Regions from separate parts of the Homo sapiens genome. Here region 1 is linked to region 2. A link is a loop called in an ENCODE intact Hi-C map of the cell type or tissue named here. Cell type or tissue: psoas muscle. All regions are shown on one strand.

Region 1 (2,500 bases), 390 kb after region 2:
TCACAGTCAACCTATAAAATAATTTTGGTTGATGAGCATGAAGTTTTCAAAAGTTCTGCCTGTGAAGGTAATGTGATGGGGAAGTGTGGGTGGGGCCATGTTCACTTTGGTTTGCCCCAAGCCCCACCTCTGTCTGTGTTCATCCAAGCAAAATACTTAGAAAATTATGGTAGTAAGTTCCTCCTGAAATGACAGCTGATGTTCCTATTTTTACATTGTCTACATAGCTCTAGAAAGCATGAGAATTTGCTGTGCTTGCTAAATCAGTAGTCTGTGGCATATGGGCAAGGTCCAGCACACTGCCTCTGTTACTGCAGCCCATGAGCTAAGAATGGTTTTAAAATTTCTAAATAGTTGAAAAAAAATTTAATAATATTATTTCTTGACATGTTTTATGAGATACAAATTTCAGCATCCATAAATGAAGTTTTTGGCTCTCAGCCACTTTCATTTGTTTTCCTATTGTCTGTGACCACTTTCATTCTACAGTGGCAGAGTAGAGTATGGCTTATGATAGAGACCATGTGGCCTGCAAGCCTAACTTCTTTACTATCTGGCCCTTTGCAGAAAAAATTTGCTGACCCCTGGTCTACATGATCCATACCAGTTATATGTAGTTGAATTCTATAAACAGTGTGGAGCGAGGCCCTTTCATCTGTTTCATTTGTGCAGAGCAACCTGTGGGTTACCATTGGTGAGTCAGTGAGTGAATGTTACCGTGCATTTGGTTGCTGAGTTGAAAATTATCATTTTCCTTGTCCACTTTGTTTGGTTTTGAAGCATAGGTGTTGATACTGTCTTCGAAGTACCAGGATTCATTCTCATCAAATATCATGAAGTGGAGAACACGGTGAACTATGTTGGGGTTGATGTCTTTGCGGCATACAGAGAGAGGGCCTACCAGTCCACTGTGAAGGTCCTGAGGAGGCAAAGCAAGATCGTTCACTGTGGCCACAACTAACATTTTCCCCCACAAAATAAAAGAGGTAGAATCCGGTTTTAGTTTTTAATGAGGTCAAATCCTGAGTTTTTAATTATCAGGATTCTGAGAGTGAAGAACAAAATATTTGACATGCTCAATGTTTGATTGAAGAAAAATTGTAACCTCATTCATTAGAGTTGAAGTCTAAAGAGAACACCAAACCTCTGAAAGGGATTTTAGATACATTTTTCAGTGGATTTAGCTCTATTTTTGACATTTTAATAAAAAAAGAATTTTGGTTTTAATTAGAATTCCTGGCATTGAAGTTGGTTGGCAGGAAGTCTAAAGGAGTTAGTCCCTTCACCTTTGTGCTTTTGCCCCTGCAGCAGCTTTTAGTTGAGAGTCTTGGTTTGTTTGTCTTCATTTTGTTTTTGAATTAAATCTCTGTGTAGATTCTTGTTCCAGGCAGAGTGGGCCAAGATAAGAGTTCAAATAGAATACTTGCACTGTTTTTTTTTTTTTTTAGTGCAAATAAACTTGAACCCTATAGTTGAGGGTTTTAAATATAAACACACACACACATACACCCCCCTACACACACAATATGTATATATATATTTCTTATTAATCATAGAATTATACCATTCTTTATTTATGATTACTATTGTTACTATTATTATTATTTAGAGACCAAGTTTTGCTGTGTCACCTAGGCAATGGAGTGACCATAGCTCAGCATAATCTTGAACTCCTGGACTCAAGCAATCCTCCTACCTCAGCCTCCCGTAGCTAGGACTACAGGCATGTGCCACTGCGCCTGGCTAATTTTAAAATTTTTTGTATAGACATCAGCCACCACATCCAACTGAATTTTAAAATTCTTTAGTGTATGTTGTTTTCTGTAATTCGAATACTATTCAGTGGAACAAAGTATAGTCTATTATTGTATAATTAGATATATTTTTCAATTCACAGTGAGATTATGCAAAGAATTATAAGCCTAAGTAATCATGAGGTAATAGTTTATTTTGCTCTTGAAAAATGCAGACCAATGTAGGAATAAAAGCTGAACAGTAATTAAGTTACTTAATAGAAAGTTTACATGGAACTAAGGTTCTTAAGAGCAATGATAAATACCTTCTTCCTTCCGTTATAATTTCTGGGAGGAGATAGGATAAGAACTGTTATTTGATTTAAAATTTACCTTAGCCACAGATACAGTTGAATAGTAAAACCAAGGTATGCATTCAAAGTCCAGTGAGGTAGGACCAGTTCTATCAGGTATCTGCCAAGTATATATTTGAATCTCTCCTGAAATAGACAAATGAAGTGTATTTAAATAGAGCTTTTAAAATCAGACTTCTTTACGGAGAACCAGACAATGAGCAAACACTAAAGCTATAAAAATAGTAGGCAGCATAGTCCTAGCTTTCACTTCTGGTTTCACTTCTTGCTTTGTGATCTTAGTCAATGTGGCAATTACTCAATGTGACAAAGCCTTGAATCCCTGCTCTGAACATTCCAATGTGTGGATCACATGTACCTCCTCCCTGCCCTCAAGGCTGTGCATATTAGTCC
Region 2 (2,500 bases):
CTTGGGCTACGAGCTAGATGTGACATTTTAGACTCTCTCTGTCTTTTGCTCTAGGACCAAGGCCTCATTTTGAGGAAACAGATGACAAAAGAGAACATGCATAAGATGTGAAAATTCATAGCTAAGGATTAATAAAGGCTGACCATGTTTGGCCTTGACTGAAAGCAAAGTTTTCTCTCAGGCTGGTTTATATTTAGCTTCCTTCTGTTCTTTACAATTGGTAAAACCAGCTCCAGCAACACTTCTTTTGAAGTATTCCAAGGCCACAAGGAGAAGTGAAAAAGAGCAGAGGATTTAAAGAAAGAAGAACCTAGCTCAAGTCAGCCACTTATGGGGCTGTGTGCCCTTGAGCAAGTTCTTTTATCCTCTGTGAGTGTTAGTTCTTTTATCTGTAAAATGGGGATAAAAATATCTAGCTCTTATCAAGAGCTCTTTGTAAAGCTTAAGTTTTTATGTAAATGTTAGTTCTGATTTTGAATCCACTGAGAAACAATGTAAGATGTCCCTCAAAAGGCAAGTTTTATAGAAATCATCACTAATTGGAGTTTCAAGATATGGACCGAGTTCTCTGCTGTGTCGTTGCTTCTTGGTTCTTCCATCATCTGCCCTCATCTCTTTTTACAGAAACATGAAGGGAAAAGAGTTACCACTCTAAATTGTAGCAAATGCAAGAATTACCTTTCTCTCTACCATTCTTAGCAGGGGTCAGTCATCTGGGTTGATTGGAACATTCCCACTGAGCTTGCTGCCCCAGGTGGAATTCCATTCTGCTAGAAAATTCTGTGTTGGTGAAATATGGACAGATAATGTTGAGAAGATAAATGAGTAACATTTGTGAAATTATTTGAACTCTTCTAAAGAAAAGACCCACACTGATTCCAGGGATTTTTGTTAAGATAATTGGAATTTAAAATATGATATTTTACTTGATTAATGTCTGTTCTGACTTTTTTTGTCTTTTGGCCTTGGAGGGGCTAAGAGAAAGGATTCATAGACTTTTTTTTTTAATTAATAGAAATAAGTAAAATGCACAGAAGATGTCAATGTCTAAATGTGGCATCCTATCAACCATCAATAAATGGTACCACTGCCCTCCCCCAGAAGCATCCCCAATCTCCACTCAGGTGGGTTCAGCCTCTGCAAAGCTCAGCACTCTGTACCTCCACCCAAATCTTGATTATTCATAATGCCCCTAAGCCAGAGTGTTAGACTCAGTCAACTAATCATGTGCTAGGTGCTGTGCAATCTGCTGAGGATACAAAATGAATAGCCAACAATTCCTTCCTTCAAGGAGCTCACCTGGTGAGGAAATAGATGCAAAAACAACTGATTATAGCATACAGTGAACCCTGATAAAAGTGTGGGCCCCCAAAAAGGAGAGGGGCTCAATGCTTCCTAAGAGAGTAGAGGCAGCTTCACAAAGAAGATAACACTAAAACTGAATCTGGAAAAACAATAGCAATTATCCATATTAGTAAAGAGAGAAAGAGGATTCCAGTGAAGAGAAAAGGGTACCCACAGTCATGGAGGTCAGGAGAAGCAGGAAAGGGTGTACAGGGAAGTAATTCAGGAAAATCTACCTCAGAAGGAACACGGGAATGCACAACAAATAATGTAGCCTGAGAGACAAGGCCGGACCTGGTTTGCAACAACTGTTTTTGCCAAAAGAGGTTTGACATGATAGAGCCATCGAAGACGTGGTGATGAGGTGATCTTCAGAAGATGAGAGATGAGGTGGATATCAAAATGAGAGAGCAACTGAGGACAAGAGCTGAGAACTTAGGCATAAACTAAATGTTCCTCCAGTGTGCACCTGTGACAGGAATAAAATAACAACCTTTTTAAGCTCACATCAACCTCAGATATTGCTTCAGCATCAAAAAAAAAATAGAGCAACTGTTGCCAAAAGATGCCGATGACGGTGTAGAGAGAACTTGGATGTCACTTCACATGCCCAGAGTGTGGTTTGAGGAAAGGACAACTAAACATTTTTCTGTGGCCTTAATGGAAATCATGTCTAAATTGATATAATAAGTCAAAAGAGATAACAGATCACAAGTAGCCCCCTTTGGTTTTGTCTGAAAACTGTATTACTACATTGCACCAGTAAATATATTGAGAGACTTGAAAGACAATCAATCAACACACGAGTCCAATAGATAATGACAATGACTATTAAATCTTCTCTAGTCTTCGTAACTTTATATGTTTGGAACTAATATTGAAGAATCATATTTCTACTAACTAAAAATAATAATTCAAGGCTTAAGGAAAAATTGAAGTAAAGCCTGAAGAAGGCAACCAGGGAAGGAATAAGAATTCTTTAAGATCAGAGGTTCTGCCTTTCAGATAAATAACTAACTGGAGATTTCCTTTGATAAATGGCAAGATAAAGAAATTGTAGAATGGTAGAAAATATCATGTTTACCTACAAAAAGAACTATTGCCTCACCATGTTTCACATCTCTAGAAGATGGTTTTAAATCTATTATGAGCATTA

Evidence for each region. Hi-C counts contacts between places; a loop is a spot of excess contacts. Peaks named below come from ENCODE experiments on the same cell type or tissue, not always from the same donor. Only the 100,000 strongest peaks of a DNase experiment are listed, where the experiment ranks them.
Region 1: it touches region 2 in a loop (2.8-fold over the local background); 1 of 110 quality-filtered maps calls a loop at or near these places.

The regions. Positions count from the first base shown.
Region 1 is chr3:149,243,537-149,246,036 of GRCh38, forward strand. It overlaps the pseudogene CPHL1P. Among named protein-coding and RNA genes, the nearest start is that of CP, 23 kb to the left of the region's middle. In psoas muscle, no CTCF peak of the experiment used is centred here; no DNase peak of the experiment used is centred here; H3K4me3 peaks cover 288 bases; H3K27ac peaks cover 285 bases.
Region 2 is chr3:148,853,469-148,855,968 of GRCh38, forward strand. The region is part of intron 9 of CPB1 (carboxypeptidase B1); the gene reads left to right. Among named protein-coding and RNA genes, the nearest start is that of CPA3, 11 kb to the right of the region's middle. In psoas muscle, no CTCF peak of the experiment used is centred here; no DNase peak of the experiment used is centred here.